2 separate regions of the Homo sapiens genome follow, and region 2 is linked to region 1. The links are chromatin contacts, found by Hi-C in ENCODE. All regions are on one chromosome and are shown on one strand. Each heading gives the region's core, a stretch centred on a gene start or an enhancer-like site at or near the end of the contact. The rest is flanking DNA. Distances are from core to core; before and after follow the strand shown. Region 1 holds the start of CDR2L (cerebellar degeneration related protein 2 like). Region 2 has its middle 9.5 kb from the start of RENO1.

Evidence for each region. A loop is a pair of places that touch in the nucleus more often than their neighbours do. Pooled maps may share reads with other maps.
Region 2: a pooled map of psoas muscle shows a loop between it and region 1 (29-fold over the local background). The contact joins two enhancer-like sites. A Hi-C loop is called at or near these places in 2 of 50 pooled maps.

What each region holds. Positions count from the first base shown.
Region 1 is chr17:74,987,272-74,993,065 of GRCh38, reverse strand. It overlaps CDR2L (cerebellar degeneration related protein 2 like), which reads right to left and starts at 5,434. Exons shown (of 5, transcript NM_014603.3): 1 at 4,944-5,434. The coding sequence starts at 5,022. RefSeq lists silencers at 5,339-5,428, 5,449-5,528 and an enhancer at 5,095-5,596. Within about 2 kb of position 1,250, at least 11 of the 41 ENCODE cell types and tissues checked have a DNase peak (open chromatin) inside an H3K27ac peak, as active enhancers do.
Region 2 is chr17:81,352,632-81,358,425 of GRCh38, reverse strand. No RefSeq gene overlaps it. Among named protein-coding and RNA genes, the nearest start is that of RENO1, 9.5 kb to the right of the region's middle. Within about 2 kb of position 3,410, at least 2 of the 41 ENCODE cell types and tissues checked have a DNase peak (open chromatin) inside an H3K27ac peak, as active enhancers do.

The DNA.
Region 1 (5,794 bases), core at 1-2,500:
AACTGTTACATGGTCTGCAAAGAGGCCATTGCTACTGATTCTACCTCCTGCCGTGGGTGTCGGAGGACATGCTCCAAGTAAGTGGCCTTCATGGAGCCCCTGCAGCTTAACTAGAGTGCAAAGCCACTGCATCAGAGGTGAGTGAAGAAAGGCCAAGTGCAGTGCAACATCATACCCCCCACTTCCAGGTTAGTGTCTGGGCTGTGTGTAGATTTCTAATGCTGGCAGGCCAGGGTGGTATACCACCCTATAAACCAGAGACATCAAAGGTTGCCCTTTGAAGGCAGTGAATCGACTTGGGCCACCTAGTGATTCAGGGACAGGTAGAAAGAGAAACACAATAGAAGCTGTTTGGGGGCAGAGAGGCAGGTCTCAGATCATTTTAGGGAAACTGGATCACAGCGCAAGCTAAGCTGGTCAAAGCTGCCAGGAGGGATCAGGGAATAGTCTAGAAGTTGCAGAGCAGGGAACTGAGTGGAGCCAAGTACTAGGGAGAAGACACCAGCTACCAGAGGGTGGGTGATGGCTCCAGGCTCAGAGGAGAGAGGCCTGGGAACGGGAGAATGGGGGAGCTGGCTAGACAGGAAGTGAAAGTGGAGTAACAACCTGTCACAGCTGGATGAATGGGACACACCGGACCAAGCTGAGGGAAGGTACTAAGTCTGGGCTATGGGTTTGAACTGTGCAGGTCAAAAGAAAAAAAAAAAACAACATTAAGTCTGGGTTGGCACCTCCCCTGCCTGGACCCCAGGGTTTTCTGGGGTCTCCTTCAGGAGGTTTTAGTGGTTTTACATGAAGCAATGCCCCAGAGGCCTGAGGAGGAATGTCTGGGGAACCCAGGGCCTGTCTTTGAAAAGAAACTTAGAAATCCCACTGTCCCTCACTGGCTCGGGCACCACAGATTCCAGAGCAGAGACTCAGCAAAGGGAGAGGGGACATTTTCAGGGAGGACAAAGGTAGGGGTGTGGGCTCCAGGCTGTGGACACAAGTACCACCTGGCAGGGCTGTGAGGTCCTGTTCTCAGCTCCAGGGCACGACTGTCAGCCACTCTGGGTCCACAGAATCAGGGTCAGGTCACCTTTGGGGTAACCAGGGTGGAGGCAGGACCTCCCTCCCGTTGCCAGGTCAGAGCTCTCCTGAGGCTGAGGACTCAAGGTCAGCTAGGCAGGCGGGGACAGCACGGGTACCAAGGACTTCAAATCTGTGACTCAGCAGCTGCCTCTCAGCCTGGAAAGAGGAACGCACAGGGCCTGCCACGCCTGGTCCAAGGTAGGGGAGGAATGTGGGCCGAAAGAGGGAGTGCCAGTGCTTAATAATTAATGGCTTTTTCTTTCTTTTTTTCTTTTTTTGAGACAGAGTCTCACTCTGTCGCCCAGGCTGGAGTGCAGTGGCGCGATCTTGGCTCACTGCAAGCTCTGCCTCCCGGGTTCACACCATTCTCCTGCATCAGCCTCCCGAGTAGCTGGGACTACAGGCGCCCGCCACCGCGCCCGGCTAATTTTTTGTATTTTTAGTAGAGACGGGGTTTCACTGTGTTAGCCAGGATGGTTTCGATCTCCTGATGTTGTGATCCATCCGCCTCGGCCTCCCAAAGTGCTGGGATTACAGGCGTGAGCCACCGTGCCCGGCTCTTTCTAGGCTTTTTTTTTTTTTTTTTTTAAAGACAGAGTTTGCTCTTGTTGCCCAGGCTGGAGTGCAATGGCGCTAGCTATCTCAGCTCACTGCAACCTCTGCCTCCTGGGTTCAAGAGATTCTCCTGGCTCAGCCTCCTGAGTAGCTGGGATTACAGGCATGTGCCACCACGCCTGGCTAATTTTGTATTTTTAGTAGAGACGGGGTTTCTCCATGTTGGTCAGGCTAGTCTCGAACTCCCGACCTCAGGTGATCCGCCCGCCTTGGCCTCCCAAAGTGCTGGGATTACAGGTGTGAGCTGCTGTGCCCAGCTGGCTTTTTCTATTTTTATAAATGCTCGTGGCAGTGGGCAGAGGGAACACAGCGAGAATCTAGGACCTCACTTGTCCCACGGCTGCTTTCCACCAGGACAGAGCATCAAAGCCAAACAGGATCTCTACAGTCAAGCTTCTGGAAAGTGGAATCAGGGCCTGCCCTTTGGGCAGGAGGAAACAGACAGGAGGGAAGACCAGGTGGCTGGCTGAGAAAACCATTTCTGGGCCACTCACAGGCAACCAGGGAGCAGCTGGGTGGAAGAGAATTTGTGGGTTGGGAGATGCAACAGGCCTTTGACACCCAATATGGCTGGCCTTTGGCCCGTGCTCCGTCCCACCATCCAGCTCTCCATGCCTGGCCCCTGGGGCACAGGGCGGGCAGGGCCCACGGGAATGCCCCACAGAACCCGTGTCTGATGCTTCCTTCAGCCCCTCCCTCCCTATTTTCCAGCCTTCTCATGTCGCTCCATGACTTGGTACAAGCATCGCTTCCCCCTGGAATGCCTTCTTCCCTCCCTCTCCTGGGGAGCCTCCAGCTCAAAAGGGCCTTGGCATAAACCTTTCTAAGTCTCTGCTGTCCCCGTTGCTGGGCCTACAGCTGCAGAACCCCTCACTCTGACGCCATTGTGAGTTTGGTCCTATTTCTGTCTTCTCTAATGTAACGTGGAGTCCTCTGAGGGCAGAGATTATGTCCTCAGGCTCAGCACAGTACCTGGCCCACAGTAAGCAGACATCCAGCTTTTGGCAGGAAGCTCCAGTTTATTCTGTCTCATTTCTGCTTTCCCTCCTGGTTCCTGGCCTTTGGCTACCATTGGAGCTGCCAGGCCAGGCCAACAGCTGCAGACCAGCAGGGCCAGAGAAGCAGAGGCCTGCCGGGCCCATCCCTCCCGGCAGCCCAGAGCACGGCCACCCAGCGCAGCTGGAGTCTCAGATCCTTCTCTCTCTCAAGAAGCTGCACATCTCTGCGCATCTCCCACCTCTATGCCCTGGCTCCTTTCCCATTTCTGGGCCAGGAACAGTGCCAAAGCCTTCATTAGGGGTGCAGGAATTAAGTGAGACAGCAACAATATTGGCATCGGCCTCCCTGAAAACCATCTTCTCAAGAACTCAGTTTCTGATCTTTCTTTCTAAGCCTGGCTCTTCCAGGAAGCCCTCCCCACTGCCCATAATACTGTGCCACCAGCCGGGCGTGGTGGCTCACGCCTGTAATCCCAGCACTTCGGGAGGCCAAGGCGGGTGGATCATCTGAGGTCAGGAGTTTGAGAGCAGCCTGGCCAACATGGTGAAACCCTGTCTCTACTAAAAATACAAAAATTAGCCAGGTGTGGTCCCAGCTACTCAGGAGGCTGAGGCAGGAGAATCACTTGAACCCGGGAGATGGAGGTTGCAGTGAGCTGAGATCGCACCATTACACTCCAACCTGGGTGACAGAGGGAGACTCTGTCTGAAAATAAATAAATAAATAAATAAAAAGAAAAAAGAAAAAAATACTGTGCCACCTACACTTAGTTACAAGCCTGCCTCCTTCACCTGCCAGGGTATACCTTCAGGGTCAGGGCTGTGACTATTCCTAGCTCCCAGGATGGTGTCTGGTACTTAAGGGGAGCCTAATAGGTGTTCATGGAAAAATTTACTGCCCAGGATGGGAGAGGGGGTTGTCACAATGTGTGGATGTGTGTGTGTGTGTGTGTGTGTGTGTGTGTGTGTGTTTGAGAGGAGCTGTATCTCATTTCAGCCAAGGAGGCTGAGGCCAGAGTCCAGGGCACAGACCATGGCAGGGCCTAGTCCAGCATCCCCAGTCCCACCCTGGTCCCCCTGAGGCTATGATTAACCCTTGTCCTCAGCACAAGGACAGAGCCTCATCTGCCAGCCAGTCTTGGCCATGTGGGGAAGTAGGTCAGGGGCTTCAGAATCCGGATAGCTGCTGCACATCAGGGCAAAGCCAGCCCTCTGGAGCCTTGTGGATGGAGACCAGGGTGTGGGCACACCACAGCAGGCCACAATGGCACAAACTGCAGCAGACTTATGTCCACACCCCCCAGCTTGCTGGAGGCCATGGGAAGGTCACTTCTCCCTGGACATGTTTCCTCGCCCCTTCCAGCTCTCACCATCCAAGAAGGAGGCATCTTAGGGGAGGAGAGGATAGAACTGACTCCACTCCAGCAGGCCTCCTCTTCCTTTCTGTCCCAACAGCCCCACCCCCCACTCCCAGTGATGTCATTTCGGCCACCTCATCACCAGCTTCTAACCCCCTTCCAGTCGCCCTTTCTGTCCTCAGATGGCAACTGGGGGCAGCGGAGATGTATCCCTCTTTATTCGGTCTCTCGCCTGGCACACTGGCCGGGATTCCCGAACCTGACCCCCTCCAAACCATGAGCCATTTGCAAGGGGACCGGGCAGGGGAGGGCTAAGCGACTCCTGACTCTCGAAGGCAGATGGGAGACTTGACTTTCTGCTTCTTCACCAGCAAAGACGCGGTACCACTTCTCCCTGAGTAGGAAGCGAGTTAGGGAAACTTTCTAGGAGTCTTAGAGCTCATAATTCCTGTCAGGGACGGGTGCTGCTGGATTTGGCGTGAGATAACTTCCCTCTACACACAAGCCACCCTCCCAGCAAAACATGACGAAGGAGCCGCCTCCCGGCCTCAGAAGACTCCTAGCTAGCGCTCAGGCCCCGTAACAATACCAGGGGCGGCCGAGCAGTTGCTGCCTCCAGGACGGGGTGGGCGAGCTGGATGACGGATGCCCGGTCGTCTGGGAAAATAGGAAGACCGCCCCCCGCCCCCCACTTTTGCAGGTCTCCGCCCGTCCGGTCCGCGTCTTCTCCGGCAGCGCCCCCTCTCTCCACGTCCCGGTTCTCCAGACGCGTCCCTCCTCCGAGTCGGGCGCGCCCGGTCCAGCCCAGCCCCTCCCGGGGTGATAGCGCCCAACAATGGAGAAGCGGACAGGGGTCACCGGGCGCTCCCCGCCTTCCTGTCCCGGTCGCCCCCGCGCTCACCCTGCTCCAGGTCCTGCTGGTCGTACCAGGACTCCTCTTCCTCCGCGGAGAAGTCCTCCATCCCGGCGGCTCTCCGCATGGCCCCGCGGGCGGCGGGCGGGTGCTGCGGCGGCGCAGCTCAGGGCCGGTGCGCGCGGCCCGGGACAATGCGGCTGAGGCGGGCCGGGCCTCCAGCGTCGGGAACTCGGGCTACAGAGCCCGCGCCGCGCCCCCTCGCCATCAACCGCTCGCCGGGAGCCCACGCGGGGCCTGGCGCTTTGCCAGGGTCCGGCCCGGCCGGGGTCCCGCAGAGCCGGGGGCACCGGGCTGCGGCGACACAAAGGGTGGAGTGGCAGGGACGGCGGGTGGGACAGTGGCAAGGAGGATCCGGGCCCGCAGGCGGGTCTGGGGCGCTAGGAGCGCGCGGGTGCCGTGGCGGGCGCCCCCTGCCCGGCTCGGGTCCGCGCTGCTCCTGGCCCGCCCGGCGACAACCGGAGCCGCCGCTGCATCTTGGCGGAGCCCGCCTGCAGCTTGCGGAGCTCGGCTCCGCGGGGTGGGGCCTGCCGCCGCCGACCAATCAGGAGATGTATGCAAAGCTGGAGGCGGGGCCGAGGGCGGGACCCTCCTGGTGTCTTGGTCTGGGAATTGCTTGATCAACCCTTTCGTCCTACTTCCCCCTACGACCTATTCAGTTTATGTCTCATGTCTAAAATTATGCTATTTTAGAAGTTGTCGTCTCTCCTAGATCTCCTGGAAGCAAGAATATTGTTTCTCTTTCACAGCTGGCTACTCACTTCCTAGAACAGGCTGCTCACCAGTCGGGCGCGATGCCTGACTCCTGTAATTCCAGCACCTTGGGAGGCCAAGGCGGG
Region 2 (5,794 bases), core at 2,161-4,660, 6.4 Mb before region 1:
GTCCAGGAAGCAAGGCCAGTTCCCAGGGACCACAGTCCCCCCAGCCCCAGCTTCCATCCCCCATGCCTCGCAACCCCACCCCCGCCACAACCGCATGGGGCTGTCTTTTACTCTCATGGGACCCCTGCTCAGACCAAGTTCATCATCACCCCACACCCAGCCAGAACCTGGGATCCAGTTTCCAATCATCACCTGTTCACCCCTCACTTACCAAGGCTTGGTGTGAGGACCTCCAGGAAGGGACCTCAAGTGCACAGCAGGTGAGCAGTGGCCCCGCGTGGAGCAGAGCACGGAGCAGTGGCTCTTTGTCCGCCACTGCCTCCACCACGCCCCTGCTGCCCTTTAGCCCGCACTGCCTTGACCACTCACACACTGGGAAAACCAGGAGAAAGTTACACTGATGCCTCTGAGTAAGGTTCCCCAGGAACCTGCACCAGAATCACTAAGGGAGCCTATTCTGCCAGCTTCCTGGGCCCCCACCCCAAGTGAAGAAACCAAATTTCCTGGCTGGGAATCAGAATTTAACAGGAGCTCTCCCAGAAGAATCCCACCTGTGGACAGGAGTCTCCGCAGCGTGACTCTCGCCCCTGGGGCTTTGGACTCTGCCGCAGAGTGACAGAAATTCAGAAAACGTTTCCCTCATGTAGCAATTTGACAACAAAACATGTTCACCAGGCTTGCCACAGTGGCTCACGCCTGTAACCCCAGCACTGTGGGAGGCCGAGGCGGGCGGATCACGAGGTCAGGAAATCGAGACCAGCCTGGCCAACATGGCGAAACCCCGTCTCTACTAAAAATACAAATAATTGGCCAGTCGCAGTGACTCTCGCCTGTAAACCCAGCACTTTGGGAGGCCGAGGCGGGCAGATCACGAGGTCAACAGATCGAGACCAGCCTGGCCAACATGATGAAACCCCGTCTCTATTAAAAATACAAACAAACTTGTAATCCCAGCACTTTGGGAGGCCAAGGCGGGCGGATCACGAGGTCAGGAGATCGAGACCAGCCTGGCCAACATGGTGAAACCACATCTCTACTAAAAATACAAAAGTTAGCTGGGCTTGGTGGTGCATGCCTGTAGTCCCAGCTACTTGGGAGGCTGAGGCAGGAGAATCACTTGAACCCGGGAGATGGAGGTTACAGTGAGCCGAGATCACGCCATTGCACTCCAGCCTGGGTAACACAGCGAAACTCCGTCTTAAAAAAAAAAAAATACAAACAGGCCGGGCGCGGTGGCTCGCGTCTGTAATCCCAGCACTTTGGGAGGCCGAGGCAGGCGGATCACGAGGTCAGGAGATCGAGACCATCCTGGCTAACACGATGAAACCCCGTCTCTACTAAAAATACAAAAAATTAGCCGGGTGTGGTGGCGGGCGCCTGTAGTCCCAGCTACTCGGGAGGCTGAGGCAGGAGAGTGGCGTGAACCCGGGAGGTGGAGCTGGCAGTGGGCCAAGATGGCGTCACTGCACTCCAGCCTGGGTGACAGAGCGAGACTCCATCTCAAAAAATAAAATAAAAATAAAAATACAAACAATTAGCTGGGCGTGGTGGCGCATGCATCAAACAAAACAAAACAAAACAAAAAAACGCCACCAGGCCCACATGGTCTCAAATAATTTTTTTTTTTTTTTTGAGATGGAATCTCGCTCTGTCGCCCAGGCTGGTGTGCCGTGGCGTGATCTTGGCTCACTGCAAGCTCCGCCTCCCGGGTTCAAGTGATTCTCTGTCTTCAGCCTGCCAAGTAGCTGGGACTACAGGTGCCCACCACTGCACTGGGCTAATTTTTTGGTTTTTTAGTAGAGATGGGGTTTCACCATGTTAGCCAAGATGGTCTCGATCTCCTGACCTTGTGATCCACCCACCTCTGCCTCCGAAATTGCTGGGATTACAGGCGTGAGCCACCGCGCCCGGCCGACCAGGCTGGTCTTGAACTCCTGGCCTCAAGCAGTCCTCCCGCCCTCCCAAAGTGTTGGGAGAGATTACAGGCGTGAGCCACTGCACCTGGCTCTTACTCTTAATTTCCAAGTGATCTCATTATAGTCAAAGAATGTGAACGGTATGGTTTCTGCTTGTAACCTATTGAGATTTATCTGTTTTTTTTTTTTTGAGACAGAGTTTCACTCTTGCTGCCCAGGCTGGAGTGCAATGGCGCGATCTCGGCTCACGGCAACCTCCGCCTCCCGGATTCAAGCGATTCTTCTGCTTCAGCCTCCCGAGTAGCTAGGATTACAGGCATGCACCACCAAGCCTGGCTAATTTTGTATTTCTTTTCAGTAGAGACGGGGTTTCTCCACGTTGGTCAGGCTGGTCTCGAACTCTTGACCTCAGGTGATCCATCAGCCGTGGCCTCCCAAAGTGCTGGAATTACAGGTGTGAGCCACCACACCCGACCTGAGATTTCTTTTGTGGTCCAATAAATGATCAATTCTGGGGACTGATTTATGTGTGAAAATAATATAGTCTCTGTTCACTGATTATAAAGTTCCATTATATAGATCTGTTGGATCAAGTTTGTTATTTGTTTTTCTTTTTTTTCTTTTCTTTTTTTCTCTTTTTTTTTTTTTTTGAGATGGAGTCTCTCTCTGCAGCCCAGGCTGGAGTGCAGTGGGACAATCTTGGCTCACTGCAAGCTCTGCCTCCTGGGTTCACGCCATTCTCCTGCCTCAGCCTCCCGAGTAGCTGGGACTACAGGCGCCTGCCACCATGCCTAGCTAATTTTTTTTTTTTTGTATTTTTTAGTAGAGACGGGGTTTCACCCTGTTAGCCAGGATGGTGTCCATCTCCTGACCTCATGATCCGCCCGCCTTGGCCTCCTAAAGTGCTGGGATTACAGGCGTGAGCCACCGCGCCCGGCCTATTTGTGCTTTTCAAATCTATTATATCCCTAATTGCTTTGGGTCCGCTTGGTGTCTCAATGTCTGAGACCAAATGTGGATTTATTAATAGTGTACTTCTATAATTTTTTGCTCTGTTTTGAAGATATGTTGGTTGGTCCACAGTAGTTCACAATTGGTGTGGCCGACTCTGTAGAAAGAGGCTTGTCACCTACTCCCACCCTTCTCTTTGCCTTCCTCTTCTCTACTCAAGGGAAATGCCCAGATTCCTGGTCTCCCTCACAGATAGGGGTGTCCACATAACCTGGTTCTGGCCAAGGAGATGTAGGCAGAAAGAGAGAAGCTTTGTGGGGATGGCCTGTTGCCTCAGCTCTTCCTTCTTCTTCTGGAACAGGATATCATAACTAGGGGGGCGGCAACCATCCTGTAACCACGAGGACAGAAGCCGAAAGCCACCAAGAGACAGAACCCTTATCTGAGATGATGTCACCAGTGGCTGCATTCACCTTGGACTACTACCCCCTTCCATTGCACTGCGTGAGACAAACCCGTGCGCTGGGAAGTTTTCTGTCATTTGCAGCTGGTCGGTTACAGAAGCAGCCCATCCAGCTGGCGTATCTCTGTGAGGGTTGTAGCGGAAATCATATAGGTTTCTACCCATCCCATGTTTTTGGTCTTTATTTCTTTGGGTCTTTTATTAATATTACGATAGCTGCTCTTTTTTTGCTAGCATTTGTCTGTTTTTATTGAAGGATAATAAACATATATCAAAGTACGCCTATTTTCAATATACTGCCCTGTGAATGCTCACATAATGAACACACCCGTGCAGCCTACACCTAGGTCAAAAAACAGGACCTTTGTGTGGGGTGACTTTTTCCCTCTTTCCAGTTTCAGTGTTTCTGCAGTATCTTCTACTGGGAGGTGTGTGCAGGTCACAGAGCCTCTGCCTCAAACGGGCCTCCATGATCAAGAAGCAGAACGTTTCACAAGACTGAGGTGGGCAGGTGCAGGGGCAGCACTCAGAGGCCCCAGCGCCTCCTGGTCCTGAGTCCTTCCACCTCTCAGCTCTGACTCAGGACAGGAGCAAGTCAGCTGACAGGCGCTGCGGCAGAGGCAGGCGTCCCACTTACACCCGGGGGATCCAGAGGAAGGGGAGAGCATCTCCTTCAGCAGCCCTGGGGCACACGGCCCTTGTGTCCAGCGTGCAACTCTTGCCCCACATCCACCCATCCTGGCTGTGACCATGGTCACCGTGATTGACCCGGGCCCCACTTGGCACTGATGAAGTCTAAGGACCCCTTCTGAAAAGTGTTTTTTAAAATAAAGTATATAGGATTATAAAGAGAACCAATTACACTGCAATACAATAATAAATGTATATGAGTTTGCATATATATATATATATATATTTTTTTTTTTCTTGTCTTGCTTTCTTTCTTAATTTCTTTTTTGAGACAAGGTCTTGCTCTGTTGCCCAGGCTGGAGTGCAGTGGCACAATCATGGCTCACTGCAGCCTGGAACTCCTGGCCTCAAGCAATCCTCCTGCCTCAGCCGCCTAAGTATCTGGGACTACAGGCACGCACCACCATGCCTAGCTAATTTTTAAATTTTTTGTAGAGACACAGGGGCTCCCCATGTTGCCCACGCTGGTCTTGAATTCCTGGACTCAAGCAATCTTATTTCCGCAGCCTCCCAAAGCACTGGGATTACAGCATGAGCTACCACACCCTGCCCCTGCATATATTTTTTATACTTGTACACATTAATGCATATTAATTATACATATTAATGCATCACAAAAGTTCTGGTACATGCAATACATGTGTTTGTGATGAACAGAAACAGTATTTTGAGATATCTGTGGCCAGCTGCAGTGGCTGACGCCTATAATTCCAGCACTTTGGAGGCCGAGGCAGGTGGATTACTTGAGATCAGGAGTTTAAGACCAGCCTGGCTGGCTGGGCGTGGTGGCTCACGTCTGTAACCCCAGCACTCTGGGAGGCCGAGGTGGGCCGACCATGAGGTCAGGAGATCAAGACCATCCTGGCCAACATGGTGAAATCCCGTCTCTACTAAAAATACAAAAATAAGCCAGACGTGGTGGCGTGCGCCTATAGTCCCAGCTCCTTGGGAGGCTGAGACAGGAGAATCGCTTAAACCCGGGAGGCAGAGGTTGCAGTGAGCCGAGATGGCGCCACTGCACTCCAGCCTAGGCGACAGGGCAAGACTCCGTTTCCAAAAAAAGATATCTGCAACAATCGCAGCATGATTTGAGTCATTTTAGTTATTTTAGTTATGTCATACATTCATCACTGAAGGAAATGTCAAATTTTGGTTAGAGACCAGTGAAAATAAATAATGAGTTGGGGCTGATTAGAAAAAAAAAGAAAGTGGGGCGGGGTGAGGTGGCTCATGTCTGTAATCCCAGCACTTTGGGAGGTCAAGGAGGGAGGATCACTTGAGGCCAGGAGTTTCAGACCAGCCTGGAAAACATAGCAAGACCTCATCTCTACAAAGCAAACATGAAAAATTAGCTGGGTGTAGTGGCTCAAACCCTCTGGTCCCAGCTACTTGGGAGGCTGAGGTGGGAGGATTGCGTGACCCTGGGAGGTGGAGGCTGCAGTGACTCCTGTGCTGTACTACAGTGACCCTGCTGCTGTACTCCCTGTCTCAAAACACTCCACAAAACCAAACGAGCCCAATTTTTTATTTATTTATTTATTTATTTTTGAGACGGAGTCTTGCTCTGTCACCCAGGCTGGAGTACAGTGACGCGATCTCGGCTCACTGCAAGCTCCGCCTCCTGGGTTCACGCCATTCTCCTGCCTCGGCCTCCCAAGTAGCTGGGACTACAGGCGCCCGCCACCACGCCCGGCTAATTTTTTGTATTTTTAGTAGAGATAGGGTTTTACCGTGTTAGCCAGGATGGCCTCGATCTCCTGACCTCGTGATCCAC